Linked DNA regions of Homo sapiens: region 2 is linked to region 1. The links are chromatin loops, found by intact Hi-C in ENCODE. Cell type or tissue: K562. All regions are shown on one strand. Links, peaks and the distances in the headings refer to the core of each region. The heading gives the core; the rest is flanking DNA.

Region 1 (11,143 bases), core at 16-5,015:
CGAGGGTGTCAGATGTTCACACATGGTGTCAGGTGTTCACACCATGGTGAGGGTGTCATGTTCACACTCATGGTGTCAGGTATTCACACCATAGTGAGGGTGTCAGATGTTCACACATGGTGAGAGGGTGCCAGGTATTCATTCCCATGTGTCAGGTGTTCACACCGTGGTGAGGGTGTCAAGTGGTCACACCATGGTGAGAGGGTGTCAGATGTTCACACCCATGTGTCAGGTATTCACACCATGGCGAGGGTGTCAAGTCACACCCATGGTGAAGGTGTCAGATGTTCACACATATTGAGAGGGTGTCAGGTATTCACACTCATGGTGAGGATGTTAGGTGTTCACACTCATGGCAAGAGTATCAAATATACACAGGGTGAGGGTGTTGGGTATTCACACCCATGTGTCAGGTGTTCACACTCATGGTGAGGATGTTAGGGGTTCACACTCATGGCAAGAGTATCATATACACAGGGTGAGGGTGTTGGGTATTCACACCCATGTGTCAGGTGTTCACACTCATGGTGAGGATGTTAGGGGTTCACACTCATGGCAAGAGTATCACATATACACAGGGTGAGGGTGTTGGGTATTCACACCCATGTGTCAGGTGTTCACACTCATGGTGAGGATGTTAGGTGTTCACACTCATGGCAAGAGTATCACATATACACAGGGTGAGGGTGTTGGGTATTCACACCCATGTGTCAGGTGTTCACACTCATGGTGAGGATGTTAGGTGTTCACACTCATGGCAAGAGTATCACATATACACAGGGTGAGGGTGTTGGGTATTCACACCCATGTGTCAGGTATTCACACTCGTGAGGATGTTAGGTGTTCACACTCATGGCAAGAGTGTCACATATACACAGGGTGAGGGTGTTGGGTATTAACACCCATGTGTCAGGTGTTCACACTCATGGTGAGGATGTTAGGTGTTCACACTCATGGCAAGAGAATCACATATACACAGGGTGAGGGTGTTGGGTATTCACACCCATAGTGAAGGTGTCTAGTATTCACACCCGTGGAGTCCAGAATGGCCATCACTTCCTAATTGTAGTATTCTAATGTCATCCCTGCCCATAGAGATCATGACCGGGGATGTCCTGGTGTGTTTTGAATACAGGCAGGAGAGAGAGCAACTCCTGCCAGCTTGTTCAGGTGCCTCTTGGGTTCAAGTCTACCACATCTTGGGTGTGCCCTGTCTTGTGTCCGCAGCATCCCTTCTGGAGCAGAGTGGAACCTGGGAATGGCCACAGTTCTTCACTATTGACCCAGTCACCCTCGGCCTTGTCCCTTGGTGCCAGTGGCCTGGCCCTCCCCCTCATTTACCTGCCCTTTCCGTATGCTGCCACAGCAGCACGGCTGCCCCTCCACACTCCCCCAAAGCCTGACACCCCACCTGGTGCCCGGTCCCGTGTGCAGTGTCAGTCCCCAGAGCCAGATTGGGTGGCTGAGCTGGAAGAGCGTGAGAGAGACTTCATATGCCCACTGGCCCCCAGGTATAGCTACAGGCGCCCTGGCATGGGGAGTGCACTGGGGCCCCCTGTGGTGCCACTGCCTGCTTCCCTAGAGAGAGGAAGCCCACCCTTGCCCTGGAGCTTCCCCTGCTGGTCCAGAGTGTCTTGAAGCCTCCTGGTAGGGTTTCCATCTGGACAGCCCCATCACAACCTCTTAGCCATCCTATGTCCCCAAGCCCATGGGGACAGCGCTGGCCTGAGTGTGGCCGCTGAGGCCTGCCCCCATCCTAGAGCAGAGGTCAGAGAACCTTTCCTCTTGGCAGAGCCATGAGGTCAGCTCTGCCCCAATAGCATTCCTGGAGCCACTGTGGAGTGAAGACCCCCAGTCTGTGTCCCACTCCACCCAAGACCCACCAGACATGTAGACAGTTGGCAGCCAGGAAACGCCTGCCCTGCAAAAGCTGAGTCTTGCTGGGTGGGTTCCCAGGGTGGCCCCAGCTTCCCAGGCCCCTAAAAGCTTTCGGAGTACAAAGGGGGTGGGAGGTGGGTCCTCTGCCCCTCATGGGCGCAAGATAATCTGCAAAGCAGGGCATGCTCTTTTTGTTCTTCCTTCAGAAGTGCGTCTGAGTCATGCTAAGCGTGGGGATACCCAGGGTCCTGGAATTCTGCCTGTCCCCATCTCTCAGCCTTCATGCCCAGGCAGTCTGGGATGCTGACCTCAGTTCACCCAGAAAGAGGCAGTCCCAAATCCCCAAAGAGGGCCCACCCTGGCCCAGCTACTGGTAAGCAGGGACAAAGGGGTGGTGCCAACACAGATGGAATTCATCCTTGGGGGCTCTGATGGGGATTTGCCAGCAAGGATAGCCAAGGCTGGGGGTCCCTGGCCCTGTGCTGGTGTCTGACCAGCCTCACATCCAGCACTGCAGAAACCAGCCCCACAGGACTGGGGGGCAATGAAAGGGAGAACCATGGTCTGCTGGAAGCAGAAATTGCCACCTTCTGCCCTGACCTTCCCAGGGGACCCAAAGCCTCCAGGGCCCAGGCTTGCCCAGGGTCCTGCCTCCCCTGGAGTGGGGACCAGGGAGGAGGGGCATCCTCAGGGGCTCTGCCCAGCCTCACTGGCTCTCGGTGTCCCACCCTGATTACTGTGCCCAGGTTAAAAATAAGCAGAAGCCTTGGGCCCATGCAGGACCTGGATTCCAGCTTGGTGACTGTGATCTGTGTGAACTTGGGGATGCTTTGGGTGCCCTCTGGGCCTTGGTTTCTCATCTGTGCGCTGGGCTTTCATGCGTCCCAACAGGGCTGAGCCTGGTGCTGGGCTGTAGTTCTGAGGCCGGCAGGCAGATGGCAGTGTGGGGCCGGCAAAGGGCACTGTCCCAGGCAGGCCTGCCCTCCACCCAGGGCACAGAGTGGCCCCTACCCAGAATCCAGGATGGGTTGGGGTGTTGGTCATGCCAGCCGCCAGGGGTTACCCACTCACATCGGTGAGGCCCAAGATCCCACAGCACCTTGTTGAGCCACCAGTTAGACCAGAGAGATGGGAGTGGATCACAGGGCTCAGCCCTCACGGTCATCACCATCAGCCCCTGTCTCTGTGCCTCTGAATTGGTACCACTCAGCACCATGGCGTATCTTCTCTGAGGACCAGGGACTTAGACCCAACCCAGGCGGTTGTTTGCAGGTGCATGGAAAGCTCGCAGCCTCCTGCCCTCAGAGGGTCCACTCTGTCTCCCAGCTACAGCCAGTTGGTCCTCAGCCTTCAAAGAGGTCATCCTACCTACCCCCAAAGAGGTCATCCCACCTACCCCCAAAGAGGTCATCCCACCTACCCCCAAAGAAAGAGGTCATCCCACCTACCCCCAAAGAAAGAGGTCATCCCACCTACCCCCAAAGAAAGAGGTCATCCCACCTACCCCCAAAGAAAGAGGTCATCCCACCTACCCCCAAAGAAAGAGGTCATCCCACCTACCCCTAAAGAAAGAGGCCATCCCACCTACCCCTAAAGAAAGAGATCATCCCACCTACCCCCAAAGAAAGAGGTCATCCCACCTACCCCTAAAGAAAGAGGTCATCCCACCTGCCCCCAAAGAGGTCATCCCACCTACCCCTAAAGAGGTCATCCCACTTACCCCTAAAGAAAGAGGTCATCCCACCTACCCCTAAAGAAAGAAAGAGGTCATCCCACCTACCCCTAAAGAAAGAGGTCATCCCACCTACCCCTAAAGAAAGAGGTCATCCCACCTACCCCTAAAGAAAGAGGTCATCCCACCTACCCCTAAAGAAAGAGGTCATCCCACCTACCCTTAAAGAAAGAGGTCATCCCACCCGCCCCCAAAGAAAGAGGTCATCCCACCTGCCCCCAAAGATGTCATCCCACCTACCCCCAAAGAAAGAGGTCATCCCACCTGCCCCTAAAGAAAGAGGTCATCCCACCCACCCCCAAAGAAAGAGGTCATCCCACCTCCCCCCAAAGAAAGAGGTCATCCCACCCGCCCCCAAAGAAAGAGGTCATCCCACCCGCCCCCAAAGAAAGATGTCATCCCACCCCTGTCTTATGTGGCTTTTTCACTGCTGCATCTTTAAAATGAAGACTCATGCTGTTCCCCTGACCCCCATCTCCCTGGAAAACCCCTATACACACTTCAAAACCCAGCTGGGGCATTACTTCCTTGAAGAGCACACTGCCCTGGCCTATCTTCTCTCCCCTCTGGGTCTCTGATAACACAGTGCAATCCTTGTCTCAAACCCGACGGAACCCTCGAGGGGCAGAGCTCTTGTCTTTCTCCTCCTGACCCTGCCTTTGGCTCTGAACCTCCCTGGCAAGTGTGTTGTGAAGTGACGCTGCGAGTGTCTAGTTCTCAAAAGAAAGCTAGAAAGAGCTCTGTAAAGGACAGTTGGTGGCAAATGTCACCATGTCTTAGGACATCGAGAAGTTGGTTAAATGCAGATTCCTGGGTCCACCTAGACAGTCTGATGATGCTCTAGGTCCAGGGTGGGGCCCAGGAATCTGTGTTTTCAACAAGCAGCCCAGGGGTTTCTGGTGGGGGTGGTTGACGACCCTCACCATGATGGCAGGGGCGGTGCCCAAGGTTGGAGCTAGGCCTTCACCTGGAACCTGGCTCCTTCGCTTCCATCTGATCAGGAGGTCTCCAGTAAGTGCACAAAAGTCTCTGTAGAAGGAGACCTGGCCACCAGCCCCAAGAGCTGCTGCCCCACAGGGCAGCAAAGGACTGGTCCCAAAGACCCTGGGGTTGGCTCCAGACAAGCTTTCCTGGGATGACACAGATAAACTGGAGCAGTCAGGGTGGCTTCCTGAAGGAGGCAGGTCTAGGGAAGGGAATAGGCTGAGAGGAGAAAACCTGTGTGGGCAAAGGCTAGGAGGTGAGGCCCAACCAAGGACCCTCGGGAGCCCACGACCATGGGCTGGACGTGAGTCCCTGTGGGGGCCCAGGAGTGTCTGGGGTGGTGAGCCGTTGCTTAATAAGGTAACTTGCCGGTTTTCTGAAATCAGGGCAGTTTTGTCTCGCAAGGGTGCTGATGGATTGTGAGGGAGAATTAGACCTGGGAGGCCAGTGTGGGACCAGGATAAGGGGCTGGCACAGTGGAGAGGCCAGGACACAGCCCCCTTGCCCTGGGGAGGGGATCGGGGACAGACACCATGGCGTGAGGGGGCAGGGGGCTCGGGGATCAGCACGATGCAAAGGCATGTCACGGCCAGCTGCCTGGTCCTGGCCCCGTCATTCGACCCCACCACGGCTCAGTTTCCGTGTCTGTCGAATGGGGTGGTGGTATTGCTATAGGGAGTGACTGCTTCCTAAAAGCTATTGGGTTTTTTTGGTTTGGTTTGTTTGTTTGTTTTTTTACATAGCCGCTGTTTGCTCACCTGTATGGGAATCAGATAGTGGCCAGAGGCAAAGGACAAAGGCAGAGGTGGGGAGGGAGGAGAAGCTGCAGGAGGTCGGCAGCAGTGGCTCATTTGCAAATCTGGGGAGCTGGCGCTGGTGGAAGGGTTCTCTGGCCATTCCGTCCTTGAGAGGCTAAGGAGGGCCATCAAAGAAAATTCAGTCGTTTACAGATTCTTTAGAAAGCCGAGAGGGCTCAGCGGTCTGCAAGCCACCAGCTGTCCTCACAGGGACACTTCCTCTGGAGGGAGGCCGGGGGCACACGCTTCGTTCGCAGGATTCTCCTCACCTCTTGCAGGGCCGTCGTGAAGATGAAACAGATTAAATACACGACATGCTCCTAGCAGGGCCAGGCACAGTGTGGGTGCTACGCAGGCCCTGGTTTTCATTCCCATTCTGGCAGGAAGAGATGGGACCAGTGTCAAGTTCAGTGGACTTGCAGGGAAAGAGCACCGTGTACAGGGCAAGGAAGGGGGCTGCCGAATCTGATTTTAGGTCTGGGAGGTAGAGACCTTCCGCTCATTTTGCAGATGCTTAGGGAAGTGAAGTGACCTGTTCCTTTTCCAGCGACGAGGCCCATCCTTTGTCAGTTTCCCCTCCCCAGGGCCTGGTGGGTGACAGTTGCCCCTCTGAGGGCATCACCGGGGTCTTGCATGGCACATTGAATCTTGCACATCTGGTGTGCCTGGGCTGGGGGGAGATGGGGAAAGGCGCTATAGCCAGCAGCACGTGAAGGCTGGGCAGTTGAGGACAGCAGCCAGTCTCTGTTTCAGGGATGGAAGTCCCCAAGGGCTAGGATCAGACAGAACCGATGCCTCTTTCTGCCTGTCTCCAGGTCTTTTGGGTTCCCCTAGGACAGACGAGCTGCTTTAAGGGAAAAGCAGGTGCACTTGGGGGCCTTAGATTGGTTGCCCTTGCCCTCTCCTTCCGCCTTGTGCCTGGCTGGGCTTCCCTGGGCCCCTGCATGACCAGCAGGCAGGCTGGGCCTCCAGCATCATCAGCAAAGGCGACAACCATTTGTGTGGTAGAGCCACTGCAGGAGGTCCACAAATTGCAGGCTCTCAGAGGCGGGCGTGTTCTCCGGGTTCTCCAGGAAACGGGCTGAGATGGAGTTAGGAGGGTAAGAGGTTTTGCAGGGTAATGCCTGTGAAAGGGGAGTGAGGAACGGGACGGGACAGGAAGAGTCTGGCAGGCCACGCAGAGCTGACGATTTCAACGGACTCCACCTGAGCTCCAGCGCAAGACCGATCCCAGGGGAACCTCCATGTTTGTTGAATTCATTGGCACTATAATTGCAAGTGTCGGAAAGCCTTATCCATTTTCCCTTCGAGATGGTGAGAGATCAAGGTTGTGATTGAAAATCAGGCTTGTGGAGTTGAATTTGCATGGATTAAGGAAGGTGCAAAGAATGCCACCCCCAGCAGGCATCTGTAGGGAATCCCATGAGTAAAGCAGGGCTCGGGTCTTGAGGCGTGCTTCTGTCCGTGTAGACCAGTGGAGGCCTCAAGATTCGTCCTCGAGTTGATGTGAACCTGTGTTGGACTCAGCCTCTCTGGCTTCCATCCCCCCTTCCCTGTTAGGGGCCATCCTCCATCAAAGCAGGCAGCCGGTGGTTTAGAGTGTCCCGGATCTTGGGTTCAGATCCTGTCTCTGCCTCCTACCAGCTGCATCCTACCAGTGTGGGCAAATGACTTAACCTCTCTGTGCCTTACTTTCTCCTCTGTGAAGTGGAGATGCGGTTGCATCCATGTCAGCGGGTAGGGATGGCATGCAAGTTTTCATATGCAATGTTTCCTACAGAGCCTGAAATCCAATGAGTGCTCTGAATTAGCACGCATAGCATTCCCACTAGTGTTAGCTTAACCACTGCCAGACCAGGGTGTGGACCTCAAGAGGCTACCACCAGTCCTGACCATGGCACTCTTGTGACACATCCCCTCGGAAGACCTGTCCCCAGCAGCCTCTGGGGACACTCCCTTATCCCCTGCCCCCACCAACTCCAGAGCCTGGGAGCAAATTCTAGTCTGATTTTCCAGTCTGACTCACTGTCCCCTGGCTGCCGAGTGTTCCCTTTAACACACTCACTATCTCCATGGAGCCCCATGGGCCTCTCCAAGGGCGAGATGGAGAGAAACAGATTGTAAGGTGCGTCCCAGCCGCCTGCTCCGCAGTGGCAGCCAGGGCCCTTCTCCAGGGATGCTGTGGGTTGAGGGGCTTGCCAGAGCTGACGACCAGGATATGGAGCTGCAGATATGCACGCCATCCAAAGTGCAGATGCCCGGGCCCATCCAAGGAGCTGCCCCCCAGATCTGAGTCCCCAGGTAGGTCCCAGGCCTCTGCATTTATTAATTAGCTCTTGGGTGGAGCTGGCGTGTGGAGGTGGTGTACGCTTAGGCTGTCTACAGGGGTGGGGGCTGAGTCCTTCTTTGTTCCTTTGATCAGGGCCAAGGCCAGCTCCTTAGGGCACAAGCTCCGAGTGGAAAAAAAGTGATGGCCACACAGGAAAAGGGGCCTGGAGACCCATCTTCCCCTTCCCCAACCCCAGCGGGAGCTGAAGGTCTCACAGACAGAAAAGGAAGTCCCGTTGGGTTTGCACAGTTTATTAAGATAATCAATCAATTTCTTAAGTTATTCCTTTGTTAACCAGACAGCATCTCTGGAGAGAAAATGCACTCTCTGTGTAGATACATAAAAATACATCAGTCATTTTGCCCCTCCTGGATGTGAACGGAATCTCCCCTCCTCACCTCCACAGAGGGAGCTCAAGCCCCAGGGAACCTTCCCCTCCCCTTTTATGCATTACCAGGGGAGTGGCAGGGGCAGCCCCCAACTGTGGAGTGCATTCAGGTCTGAGGGGGGAGGAAGGCTCAGAGGGGCATCTCCCCAGCACCCTGCCACAGTGCTGGCTTCTGGGGTGTTTGTTCAGCGGCCTGCTGGGCTGCCCCAGGCTGGGGGCTCCCCCAGCTCCCCGTGCATCCTGGCTTGTTCCACGGAGCCCTGAGCCAAGTCTTTGTCTGGCTCATGTTCCTCTCACAACATCCCACAGGCAGGGGTGAGCCTGCCGCAGGAAGGAGTAAGGTGCTGTCATTGCGGAATCGATTGCGCACAGGAATGCAGGCTGAGGGCGGCAGCCCGGTCCCCTCAGTGTCTCTTTAAACCGACAGCTGAGCTCCGACTCCCTCGAGTTCAGACCCGGCCTCACACAGGTGGCAGCATTTCCGAGAGCTTCACCGCCTCCACTGGGCACTTGGTTTTGACATCAAGGGTTCTCGTCCTGGAGGTGGTGCGTGGATGGGTGTTAGCTGGGGACGCCCTGCAGGTGAGGCTCCAGAGGCTGAGCACCAACCTTTCCATTTCGACGGGCAGTGCCCCAAATCTTTGACACTGGAGGGCACGGGACACTGGCAAGGCCATGGCTCAAAGTATTTCTAGGCCTTCCCCGCCCCCAGTATCACCACCTCCAGCGCTGGCATCAGCATCCGGCCTTTGCCCAACCTCCTGGCTCAACATCCGCCAGAGGTGGCTCAGCCACAGCTCCAGACCTCTCGGTGCAACCTGCATGTGTGCGAAAAGGCTGTTTTGGAAATACCCCAGGCCAGCAGCAGGGAAGAGAGGTACCCCTCTTCCCTCACACATGGCCTTGGCCACCAGCCTAGGACACATGGGGTGGCAGGGCTCTGGGGGAGTGGCAGCCGTCCCCACCGGCTGAGGCTGGGATGCCTCTGTCCTCACACTGCTCGGGGCTGTTCTCTGCTTCAAGGGCACTCCATGGACCCATTCTTTTCCCCTGACCCTGGGGGTGGCCACCACCTAACAGTGCATGCCCCTACCGCCTTGCCAGCTTAAGTGCTAAAAAAATAGATGCTTTTACTGAGTCCTTGACACCAAAACAAGGAGACCACCACCTAGCCTGTAGGTCAGGGCAGGCAGCGGGGAGCCGCCTCCTTCCACACGGGTCCTTGGTCTGGCAGCCTCCCTTCCCGCCTCCTGCCCGAGTGCCAGGCCGAGCTCATCGTGTCCATCCTCCCGGCTTCTCCCCAGGGCTCCCGGCTCCTCCAGCACCCCGGGCCGGCCCCAGCCCCGTCAGAGCGTGGCAGGGCCCAGGAGGCTGGGGGCAGGGTCCTGGCAAAGCTGCAGCTGCACGCTGGCGGTGAACCAGCGGCTGGGCCGGCCCAGGCTGCAGTGCAGGGTGGTCCGGAAAGTGCTCCTGGCATGCTTGGGGAAGATGATGGTGGTGCTGCGGAAGCGCAGGGCGCGCGGGCGTGGCTCCAGGGTCAGCTGGCTGCGGTAGTTGCGCCACGTGCAGTTGGGTGCTGCCACGATGGTCTCGCTGTAGGCCGTGACGGTGGGTACGGGCGCATAGAAGACCTTGTCCTGGAAATGCTTCTCCGAGGCGTACTTGACCTCAGAGTTGCAGCTGGAAAGGGCAGGAGGGAAGCGGAGTGAACCCAGGATTGGGGGCAGCCCGATTCCCTGCCCTCAGCATGGACACGAAAGGGCCCTGGGCAGATGCTCTGAAGCCTAACGGGTGTGGGCTGCTCTGAAATGTCAAGGTCAAGAAGGTCAAAGAAGGACTGAGGGACTGTCTTGGCTTCACAGAGACTAAAGAGGCGAGACAGCTAAACGCAATGAAGGACCCTGACTGGATCCTGAACTGGGGAGAAAAGTAAGCCAGGAAAGGACCTTATCGGGACGATGGGTGAAACTGAGCCGTGTCGTGTGGGTTAGGTGCTGGCGTCACCGTGTGCACTTCCCTGACGTTGACAACTATGCTGCTGTCATGGAAGAGGATGTCCCTGTTCTTAAGAGACACACTGAAGTATCTGGGGGCTAAAGGGCAGGATGTCACCAATCTCCTCTCAAATAGGGCAAGATATAAACAACCAGTGAATCTGTTTGAGAGGCACATGCAACCTTTTTTTTTTTTTTTGAGACGGAGTCTCGCTCTGTCACCCAGGCTGGAGTGCAGTGGCGCGATCTCGGCTCTCTGCAAGCTCCGCCTCCCAGGTTCACGCCATTCTCTTGCCTCAGCCTCCCGAGTAGCTGGGACTACAGGCGCCCGCCACCATGCCTGGCTAATTTTTTGTAATTTTTAGTAGAGACGGAGTTTCACCGTGTTAGCCAGGATGGTCTCGATCTCCTGACCTCGTGATCCGCCCGCCTCGGCCTCCCAAAGTGCTGGGATTACAGGCATGAGCCACCACGCCCAGCCGCAACCTTTTAAAAAGTTTGAAATTATATCAAAATACGTTTTCCAAGAAGTCCCTTCAACACCCTTGGAGGAGTGACCGACTAGTATCCCCCAGTTCCACGTCCAGAGCTTTAGGAAATCAGACTGGAAGCTCTGGGAAGGAGAGAATCCTCCCCATCTCATTCCCCACTGAACCCCCAGAGGTGATCACAGAAGACTTGTGAAGGGATCAGAGGTCCCGAGGGTCAAGGCATCCATCCTCCACCCTTGCTGGGCTTCTGATGATCTAATTTTGGCTTGCATTTTAAAAACTAGACAATGAAGGCTGTTTGGGGATTGAAAAATAATTTAGAAGTGGACTCGTTTGTCTCCTGGGACCATTGCCTGGCTGGCAGGGGCAGCAGGCAGTGGGTCTCAGACACTTGGCTGGCCCCACTCAACAGGGACGAGTGGATGGAGAGAGCCCCATAGATATGTGGGTAAGACTCACGGATCCCACACTCCATCCTTGGGAAGCCTGAGCCCCAGCAGCTTCAGAGGAGGGCAAATCGATGTGGGATGTTCCCAAGCAGGGGTGCCTT
Region 2 (11,143 bases), core at 2,802-7,801, 160 kb after region 1:
AGAAGTGCGCCGTCTTGGACACCAGCCCAGGTGGGCCTTCAGATAACTTTAGCTCCAGCCAATATCTGACTGCAGCCTCAGGAGACACTGTCAGCAAGAACAGTGACAGCCTCGTCTACTCATACCTTGTGATATGGTTTGACTCTGTGTCCCCACCCAAATCTCACCTTGAATTGTATTCCCATAATTCACCTGTGTTGTGGGAGGGACCCAGCGGGAGATAATTGAATCATGGGGTGGTTCCCCCATGCTGTTCTCATGGTAGTAAATGAGCCTCATGAGATCTGATGGTTTTATCAGGGGTTTTTGCTTTTGTGTCTTCCTCATTCTCTCTTTGTCTGCTGCCATCCATGTCAGACAGGACTTGCTACTCCTTGCCCTCTGCCATGATTGTGAGGCTGCCCCAGCCATGTGGAACTGTAAGTCCAATTTTTTCTTTTGTAAATTGCCCAGTCTCGGGTATGTCTCTATCAGCAGTGTGAAAACGGACTAATACACCATAGAACCGTGAGAAATAGTAACCAACTATTGTTTTAACCACCATATTTTGGGGTGATTTTTTAGTGCAGCAATGGATAACTAGAACATACTTGTTTCCCATTTGCAGTTGGGGAAACTGAGATCTCGGAGGTGAAAAGACTTGCCCGATTCAGTTGCTAAGTAGCAGAACCAAGATTCCTGGAGCGCAGGTTCCTGACCGTCAGGCCACACAGCCTCTGCACCAGGCTGGAAGAGGGAACACTGTGGGATGCGAAAGCTTCCCGTGTATTCAGGAAGCTCTAAGATGAGCCGGCGAACGTGAGAGCCTGAAAGAGGGGTGACAAAGAAGCATGGCTCTGCCCGACACTCGCAAGAGGGCAGGGAGATGGGGCCCAACTGGCTTATTGAGTGACTCAGGGAACTATCGAACGGTCACAGGACATCACTTTGCGGGATAAAATCAGACCCACTGCCGGAGCCACGGCTGAAAAACAGACCCGAGTGGGGGAGGCGGCGGAATCTGTCTCCTGCACAGCACAGTCTCCAAGCTTAAGCCATCGTGTGCGACCAGAAACCAGAGGAGGGGCGCCGGCACTCCTGACCTGTCCAAACAGTAGGGCTTTGTGTGCCTTCACATGGAGAGATGAAGGTGCACGATCCCTAAGGCAGCTGTGACAGGCCATAGGTTCCCAAGAACCCCAGCTTCCTTCTTGGGATCAGAGCAGCAGAGAACTCTCAGGAAGAGGCAGTTCTATTGCCTGCCCAGAGCGGGCCTGGAGGAAGCCCCAAGAACGATGGAAAATTGGGACCCAATAAGGGGACACGTGCAGAGGTCCAGGCTGCTGTCCAGGGACACCTGGATTAATCCAGCCCCCTGGATTAAGATGAGGTCTGTTATTTAGCAGCCACTGCCCACCTTCCTCCTGAGAGGAGAGCTGCCTTCTCCCTCCTCTCTGCTTTTAATCTAACCTATGTTTATTATAAGGAAACCTCTGTAAGTGGAACCTCTGGAAGCCAGAACCAAGCCCAGGGAAACAGCTTCAGGCATGTTGGATCGGCTCTAGGGTAACACATTTCTCCTGGTTTGCCCAGGACCTTCCTAGTTTTAGCACTGACAGTCTCAAATCCCAGGAAACCCCTCCGTCACAGACATCAACCCAGGACAATGGGTCACCTTAGTCTACTTCTGCTGCAGACACCAAAATTTGTTCACACTCTGTGGTCAGAACCAAAGCTCCCCTCCCTCCTCCAAATTAAAGAAAAAACTCCAGGCTAGGTGGCTCACGCCTGTAATCCCAGCACTCTGGGAGGCCGAGGCGGGTGGATCACTTGAGGTCGGGAGTTCGAGACCAGACTGGCCAACATGGTGAAACCTGTCTCTACTAAAAATACAAAAATTAGCCAGGGTGTGGTGGCGCACACCTGTAATCCCAGCTACTTGGGTGGCTAAGGCACAACAATCGCTTGAACCTGAGAGGTGGAGGTTATGGTGAGCTGAGATCACACCACTGCACTCCAGCCTAGGTGACAGAGTGAGACTCCATCTCAAAAAAAAAAGAAAAAGAAAAACCCCACTAGTTCATGGTCCCTTCTCTCACCTTGAGTGAGACCACCTTTGACCCTGGAGGAGAAAAGGCATGACCTTGAGTAATAAAAATTGCAACAATAATAACAATGATAGTGGTAGCTAACACAATTAGAGTGCTTCTTGAACACCAGATCATGTTGCAAACCCTTCCCAAGTAGTACCTCTTTCAGTCCTCACTACAACCCAATAAGGGAGGAGCTATTCTTACCACTGTTTCCTGGTGGAGGTTGCTGAGTCTGGAGGAGTGAAGTGCCTCGCCCAAGATCATACAACCAGCTGTGGTGGAGTTGGGATTCTCACTCAAGCAGATTGTCTGAGTTCAAAGCTGACTGCGGCACTTTCTAGCTGGGTGGCTTTGGGCAATTAAATGAAGTCACCTCCTGAGCCTCACTTTGCTCATTGATATGGTTTGGCTCTGTGTCCCCACCCAAATCTCATCTTGAATCTTGAATTGTACTCCCATAATTCTCACATATTGTGGGAGGGACCCAGTAGGAGATAATTTGAATTGTGGGGGTGGTTTCCCCCATACTGTTCTTGTGGTAGTGAATAAGTCTCATGAGATCTGATGGTTTTATCAGGGGTTTCTGCTTTTGCATCTTCCTCATTTTTCTCTTGCCACCACCTTGTAAGAAGTGCCTTTCACCTCCCACCATGATGGTACTGTAAATCCAATTAAACCTCCTTTTCTTCCCAGTCTCAGGTATGTCTTTATCAGCAGCATGAAAACGGACTAATACAGTAAATTAGTACCAGTAGAGTGGGGCATTGCTGAAAATATACCTGAAAATGTGGAAACAACTTTGGAACTGAGTAACAGACAGAGGTTGGAACAGTTTGGAGGGCTCAGAGGAAGACAGGAAAATGTGGGAAAGTTTGGAACCTCCTAGAGACTTGTTGAATGGCTTTGACAAAAATGCTGATAGTGATGTAAACAATAAGGTCCAGGCTGAGATGGTCTCAGATGGAGATGAGGATCTTGTTGGGAACTAGAACAAAGCTGACTCTTGTTTTGTTTTAGCAAAGAGACTGGAGGCATTTTGCCCCTACCCTAGAGATTTGTGGAACTTTGAACTTGAGAGAGGTTATTTAGGGTATCTGGTGGAAGAAATTTCTAAGCAGCAAAGCATTCAAGAGGTGAGCTGAGTGCTGTTAAAAGCATTCCAGGCCAGGCGCAGTGACTCTTGCCTGCAATCCCAGCACTTTGGGAGGCCGAGGCGGGCAGATCATGAGGTCAGGAGTTCAAGACCAGCCTGGCCAAGATGGTGAAACCTTGTCTCTGCTAAAAATACAAAAGTTAGCCAGGCATGGTGGCAGGCACCTGTAGTCCCAGCTACTTGGGACTGAGACTGAGGCAGAAGAATCGCTTGAACCTGGGAGGCAGAGGTTGCAGTAAGCCAAGATCACGCCACTGCACTCCCCAGCCTGGGCAACAGAGCAAGACTCCATTTCAAAAAGGAAAAAAAAAGCACTCCATTTTAAAAGGGAAACAGCATAAAAGTTTGGAAAAATTGCAGGCTAATGATGCAGTAGAAAAGAAAAACCCATTTTTTGAGGAGAAATTCAAGCTGGCTGCAGAAATTTGCATAAGTAACAAGGAGCAGACTGTTAATCCCCAAGACAATGAGGAAAATGTCTCCAGGGCATGTCAGAGGTTTTCATGGCAGCCTCTCCCATCACAGATCTGAGAGCCTAGGAGAAAACAATGGTTTTGTGGGCCAGGACCAGGGTCCCCATGCTGTGTGCAGGCTAGGGACTTGGTGCCCTGCATCCCAGCTGCTCCAGCTGTTGCTAACAGGGGCCAAGGTACAGCTCATCTCATGGTTTCAGAGGGTGCAAGCCCCAGACCTTGGCAGCTTCCAAGTGGTGTTGATCCTGCAGGTGCATGGAAGCCAAGAAGTGAGGTTTGGGAACCTCCACCTAGATTTCAGAAGATGTATGGAAATGCCTGGATGCCCAGGCAGAAGCTTGCTGCAGGGGTGGGGCCCTCAAGGAGAACCTCTGCTAGGCCAGTGCAGGGGAAATGTGGGGTCAGAGGCCCCACAGAGAGTCCCTACTGGGGCACTACCTAGTGGAGCTGTGAGAAGAGGGCCACTGTCCTGCAGACCCCAGAATTGTAGATCCACCGACAGCTTGCACCATGTGCCTGGAAAAGCCACAGACACTCAATGCCAGCCTGTGAAAGCAGCCAGGAGGGAGGCTGTACCCTGCAAAGCCACAGAGGTGGAGCTGCCCAAGACTGTGGGAACCCACCTCTTGTATCAGCATGACCTGGATGTGAGACATGGAGTCAAAGGAGATCATTTGGAGCTTTAAAATTTGACTGCCCCACTGGATTTCAGATTTGTAACCCCTTTGTTTTGCCCAACTTCTCCCATTTGTAACAGCTGTATTTATCCAATACCTGTACCCCCATTTTATCTAGGAAGTAACTAGCTTGCTTTTGATTTTACAGGCTCATAGGTGGAAGGGACTTGCCTTGTGTCAGATGAGACTTTGGACTGTGGACTTTTGGGTTAATGCTGAAATGAGTTAAGACTTTAGGGGACTGTTTGGAAGGCATGATTGGTTTTGAAATATGAAGATATGAGATTTGGAGGGGCCAAGGGGGGAAAGATATGGTTTGGCTGTGTCCCCACCCAAATCTCATCTTGAATTGTATTCCATAATTCCCATGTGCTGTGGGAGGGACCCAGTGGGAGATAATTGGAATCATGGGGGTGGTTTCCCCCATGCTGCTCTGGTAGTAGTGAATAAGTCTCATGAGATCTGATGGTTTTATCAGGGGTCTCTGCTTTTGCATCTGCCTCACTTTTCTCCTGCCACTGCCATGTAAGAGGTACTTTTTACCTCCCACCATGATTCTGAGGCCTCCCCAGCCATGTGGAACTGTAAATCCAATTAAACCTCTTTTTCTTCCCAGTCTCAGGTATGTCTTTATCAGCAGCATGAAAACGGACTAATACACTCATCTGTAAAATGGGGGTAACAACCCTCCTCAGAGGACTATTGTGACAAAGGAATGAGGGAACATAAGGAAACAGTCCAGTTCACGCCTGGTATATAAGGGCCTGATAAATACATATGGTGATGATGATGATGATGATGATGACTATTTTTCCTATTGCAGAACTCAGTGGATATGGAACCTCCAGAAGCCGGCACAAAGTCCAGGGAAACTAGATGAGGTGGTTCTTCCCCCTCCAGGCCAGCCCAACCCAAGCCACACCCAGAAAGCCACTCAGGGCAGGGCACCAGCTGGCAGCAGCAGAGGCTGCACCAAACACATTCCCAAACACCTCACATGTGTCACTCAAAGTCAGGCACAGTCTTTAATGCACCTATAACACTCCAGGAATAGGACATTTCTCCCAGAGGGGATTTGGTAAAGGAGGGTGGGTTCGATGGCTCCTCTGAGACTCATCTGGCCTTGGTACTTGTATCAGTCAGTTATCACTGCAAAACAAACAACTGCAGAAGTTCAGAGGCAAACACCAGTGAGTGTTCACTACCCACACATCTGGGGTGGTTGGTAGGAGGCTCTGTTGATCTTGGCTGGGCTCTCCCAGATGTCTAGGAGTTGGCTGGATGTTGGCTAATCCAGGCTGGCCTCAGCAGGAACCGCTAGATGGCTAACCTGTGCTCCACATGTCTAACTAGGCTTGTTCTCACAACGGTGGCAGAGACTCAAGTGATTAAGTGGAAACAAACAACAGCCCTTGAGGCCTACCTTGGGGACTGGCACATCATCACTTTCTTCTCATTCTCTTGGCTAAGGCAACTCACAGAAGGTGGTGAATACCTGCCACCTTGTGGACTGGAGAAGCTTCAAGGTCACATTGCAAAAGGCATGAATATAGGAGGTGAGAAGCAATTCGCATTCAGGTTCTAATTGAGCCACTTGGTGGTGAAATGTTACTCTTCCAGCCAAACCTCTCCCCTACTCCATTTTTTTTAAAAAGCACCAAATGTGTATTATAACATCCTGAAATCATTATTTCAAACCTCTCCCTAGTTAAGAACCCCTTTTTTTATTATGTCCAAATAGTAAGTACAAACCACATATTTATAAAGACATGAACCTCCTGAACTTAGAGGTGCTGCTCTTGAGAAGTTAACTTTTTATAAATTAGATATTATTTGCTTTAGGTAGGAAAGTTCTGCTATTCAGGTGAATCTTCAAAATTTTAAACAATTGCCGAAATAGACTCCATTAAATTTAGCTTAGGTAAGTCGCCTTAAAAGAGGAATCCAGCAAGGATTCTGGAAATTAGAAGTAATGACCTGGGAGTCCGGGTCTCAACAGTCCAGCCCTGTTTCTCCATCTGTAAAACTGGAATCATAACAATAGTGACTCTAATATTAATGATATTGTATGTTATTTCATTTGAGTTTCCCCACAGTCTCGGAAGCTAGAATAATTACTATCCCTTCATTGTACAGATGAGGAAAATGAGACTCAGAAAGGGTGAGTGATTTACCCAAAGTCACACAGCTCATGTTCAAGGCAGAGTTCGGTTAGAACCTCCATGTTGGCCGGGCGCGGTGGCTCACACCTATAATCCCAGCACTTTGGGAGGCCAAGGTGGGTGGATCACGAGGTCAGGGGTTCAAGACCAGCCTGACCCTGACCGACATAGTGAAACCCCATCTCTACTAAAAATACAAAAAAATTAGCTGGGCATGGTGGCGGGCGCCTATAATCTCAGCTACTCAGGAGGCTGAGGCAGGAGAATTGCTTGAACCCAGGAGGTGGAGGTTGCAGTGAGCCGAGATCGCGCCACTGCACTCCAGCCTGGGCAACAGAGCAAGACTCTGTCTCAAAAAAAAAAAAAAAAAAAAAGAACCTCCGTGTTCCCTTCTACACTGCTGATGGCAATGAAACTAGTACAGCCACTATGGAAAACAGTGTGGAGATCCCTTAAGGAACTAAAAGCAGAACCACCATTTGATCCAGCAATCCCACTACCGGGAATCTACCCAGAGCAAAAGAAGTCATTATATGAAAAAGATATTTGCACACGCATGTTTATAGCAGCACAATTTGCAATTGCAAAATTGTGGAACCAACCCAAATGCCCATCAATCAATGAGTGAATAAAGAAACCATGGCATATATACACAATGGAATGCTACTCAGCCATAGAAAGGAATGAATTAATGGCATTCACAGCAACCTGGATGGGATTGGAGACTATCATTCTAAGTGAAGTAACTCAGGAATGGAAAACCAAACATCCTATGTTCTCACTCATAAGTGGGAGCTAAGCTATGAGGATGCAAAGGCATAAGAATGACACAATGGACTTTGCGGACTCGGGGAAAGGGTGGGAAGGGGGTGAGGGATAAAAGATGACAAATTGGGTGCAGTGTGCACTGCTTGGGTGATGGGTGCACCAAAATCCCACAAATCGCCACTAAAGAATTGACTCATGTCACCAAATACCATCTTTTCCCCAAAAAACCTATGGAAATAAAACTTTTTTTAATTAAAAAAATGAAACAAAACCTCTGTGTTCCAACTCTCAGCCCTAGGATCTTTCTCCCTCCTCAGTTATGCAACCCAGCAAAAAGATAACTAGCGAAGGGGAGGGTGGGATTAACTCACATGGCCTCTGTGCGTTTCTCTTTAGAAGAAACTGTTCTTTCCCTTGCTTTTCCATTGTGGTTTTTCTTTTTTTCTGATTTTACCATGAACCACCTCGTTTGGATATACCCAATCTAGCTTCCTGGAACCGTGCGGAAAAGCTGCTCTCAAAGCCTCCTTCTCCCTTTTTTTCCCTTTTCTTTTTCCAGCTGCAGCTGCAGCCGGGGCCCTGAGTGCCTGCTCTCCAGCAGCTGGGAATGCCTGCATTTTTGGGAATCCAACAGACCAAGGCCCCATTTTTTTCTATCACCAGTAGGCACTTTCCCCAGAAGTCCTGCCAAAGCTGCCTCCAAGGCCCTGACAGTGTCGCGCAGGCCCCGGAGAAACAACTGAACAAGATTAAGACCAATAAAACAGATTTCACTTCCAAAAGATGGCCAAATGCTCCCGATATGGCAGAAATTGGAAGCATCAAGACTTAGAAAATTGTGTCTTAGAAAATACCCCATCATCACTGGAGTGCTGTTGAATTTCCTTTTACTATCATTTTGAAACTGGAAAAAGGCCCCAGGCCCCAGGCTGGAGGTCAGGAAGAGCAGAGCTGTGGCAAGCCTGGAACCCGAGGCCACTGGGCCAGCTGCTTTCAAGGCCATGTGTGCAGGGGAACGGCACAGAGCTGTCTGATTCTGGAATCGTCCGTCTGGAGACTGAGCTAGGCGTGCCTGTTGGTGGCACTGGCTAATTGCTCTCGTGTTTTCTTTCAATAAATAGCACCCTTGTTCAGATCCTCTGAGCTCCTATTAAGGAAGCAGGAAAATGGTCAAGATCCCTGCCCTCTGGGGCTGGCATTTTACTGCGGGAAGCAGGTAATAAAGAATAGATATGGCCAGGCACGGTGGCTCACGTCTGTAATCCCAGCACTTTGGGAGGCCGAGACAGATGGATCACCTGAGGTCGGGAGTTCAAGACCAGCCTGGCCAACATGGTGAAATCCCATCTCTACTAAAAATACAAAAAAAAAGTAGCCAGGTGTGGTCATGCACACCTGTAATCCCAGCTACTAAGGAGGCTGAGGCAGAAGAATCTCTTGAACCCGGGAAGTGGAGGTTGCAGTGAGCTGAGATCACACCACTGCACTCCAGCCTGGGCAACAGAGCAAGACTCCGTCTCAAAAAAAAAAAAAAAAAAAAAAGAGGGAGGTGGCAGGAGGATCAGGTCAGAAGAGAAGTGATGACAGAATCAGAGGTTGGAATGTGCACTTTGAAGATGAGGAAGGAGCCATGAGCTAAAGAATTCAGGAAGTTTCTACATGCTGGACAAGGTCAGGGAATAGAGCCTCTCACAGCACGCCAGAAGGAATGCAGCCCTGTGGACGACTTGATTTTAGCCCGGTGAGATGCATTTTGGACTTCTGGCCTCCAGAACTGTGAGATAATGAATGTACATTGTTTTAAGCACTCGGTTTGTGATCATCTGTTACAGCAGCAACACGAAGCGATCACAGGGATTTAGCCAAGCTGAGGGGGAAAGTGTCCCAGGCACGGCCACAGCAGGTGCGAAGGCCCTGGGGCAGGGAGCATATTTGGAAGGCTCCAGGAACAGTGAGGAGGCGGGGGTGGCTGGGGCAGTGTGCATGAGAGGAGGAGATGAGAGAGGGAATGGGGTGGTGTGTGTGGTGACAGAGACCTTGGAAAAAGCTCTGGCTTTTGCTTGGAGAGAAACAGGAAGGCCCTGCAGTTCTCATCAGAGCTGTCAGCAAGTCGAGTGGAAAGGACCTCCTTGGGACACATTCTTTCCCAGCTCCCACACTAACCAGCATAACATCGGGGATGTCACTGTGCTACAGCATCAGCTCTGAGGGCAGGGGACTTTGTTTTGTTTACTACTCAAGACACGGAACCTAATCACATCTGCAAAGACCTTTTTTCCCAATAAAGTCGCATTCACAGGTTCTGGGTGGACACATTTTTGGGAGAACCACCATTCGGCTTAGTCCACCCCTCTGACCTGTTCACAGCCCGGGGTCTCAGGAAAGAGACCTGCCTCCAAAATATGACGCCTGGACCCACAGGCATGCGTGATCAGTTACAAGCTCTTCTCTTTGGCTCCGGATTAGAGACTTCCTTTTCCCAAGCTCTTTCTCCTGTGTCCAGTCTTGTGTGTTGACTGCCCTCTGGAGCTGACATATCTGGAAGTGGAGTGATGATAGAGAGAGCATCCCAGATAAAATGAGGATGGCAGCTCCTTGGGGACTCAACACCCACAGCAGGGCCCCCGCCATTCCAGTCCTCCCTGGGCAAAAGAAACCTCGCCTTTCACTTTCTGTCCCTCCTGATAACGTGCCCCGCAACCTTCACCGGTGGGCAGGTCTATCCTTGCCTTTTTCTCTCCCTTCTTCTCCCATCTTTCTTTCTCTTGCTTCACTCTTTCAGTTTCCAGGAACTATCACTCACTAAACCATCAATACATCCCATTTTGCCTGGGGCAGCCCAGGTTTACATGGGTTGTCCCAGTGTGATTAGAAACAGCAGTCTTTTCACTCGAGATGCCCCAGTTTGGACAATAAGTTCTATGGTCCTGCTGCACAGGAATACCCTTTTTGAGCCAGAGTTCATCAAACTTGAATAATGTGCTGGACTCCATGGCGAGGCATTAAAATTCCTACAAAGACACCTCAAGCTGTTTATTTAAACTATGCATCAGAGAATGTGATTTACAACACAAAAACCTGAAACCAGGTATAAAGTCGCCATCCAATCTTCCAGCTGTTCAAGTCAAATGTTTTCAAGCCATCCCCAATTTCTCTCTGTCATTTGTATCACACGTGCCATTTGTCAGCAAATCCTATTGGTTCTGCTTTCCGGACGCCTCCAGAATGCAACCCCTGCTGTCCACCCCCGGCAAGGCCACTGGCATCTCAGGCTGAACCATTGCAGGGCTTTAAACAGAAGAGTGACATGCTCCAGCTTGTATTTTAACATGCGACATGATCCTTTTAAAGCATTCACCTGTTCCTGTCACTCTTCTGCACAAAACTCTGCCAGGGCTCACATCTCACTTATTGCAAAAGCTTAAGTTCTCACAATGGTCCAGGAGGCCCTGTGTGATCCCCCATCTCCTCCCAGTTGCTCGGCTGGCTGCCCTTCCTAATGGTGTCCTCGTTCCCTCCACTCCCACCTCCTGGCGGTGCTGCTGGTCCTCACGCACGCCACCCACACCCACCACTCCTTGTCTTGGCCTTTCTAAGGCCATGCAGATGTCCCTCCCAGAGAGGGCCCTCCTGGCCCCCATCTGAGATGGTGCACACAACCCTCCCCAGTACCCCATAACCCCCACTCCCTTGATCTCTTTCTCCAAAGCTCTGATCCCCACTCATCTTCCTATGTGTTTTATTTGCTGACCTTATAGATCTCCCATCTGCTCCCACTAGAATCTCGGCTTCGAGGGGACAAGGATTTGGGTCTACTTTGTTCACTGCTGTGTCATGA

The links. Hi-C counts contacts between places; a loop is a spot of excess contacts. Peaks named below come from ENCODE experiments on the same cell type or tissue, not always from the same donor. Only the 100,000 strongest peaks of a DNase experiment are listed, where the experiment ranks them.
Region 2: a loop joins it to region 1, with 11 times the contacts of the local background. A loop is called at or near these places in 4 of 110 quality-filtered maps.

What each region holds. Positions count from the first base shown.
Region 1 is chr12:124,312,837-124,323,979 of GRCh38, reverse strand. It overlaps ZNF664-RFLNA (ZNF664-RFLNA readthrough), which reads right to left. Exons shown (of 5, transcript NM_001347902.2): 5 at 7,956-9,788. The coding sequence ends at 9,455. It overlaps RFLNA (refilin A), which reads right to left. Exons shown (of 3, transcript NM_001365156.1): 3 at 7,956-9,788. The coding sequence ends at 9,455. Among named protein-coding and RNA genes, the nearest start is that of MIR6880, 19 kb to the left of the region's middle. RefSeq lists enhancers at 1,815-1,894, 2,402-2,511, 2,942-3,011, 6,262-6,861. In K562, for the core only: a CTCF peak has its summit at 2,814; a DNase peak (open chromatin) is centred at 2,819; H3K27me3 peaks cover 795 bases.
Region 2 is chr12:124,157,080-124,168,222 of GRCh38, reverse strand. All of the region lies in intron 3 of ZNF664-RFLNA (ZNF664-RFLNA readthrough), which reads right to left. Among named protein-coding and RNA genes, the nearest start is that of RFLNA, 130 kb to the left of the region's middle. In K562, for the core only: a CTCF peak has its summit at 5,879 (motif pointing left); no DNase peak of the experiment used is centred there; H3K27me3 peaks cover 845 bases.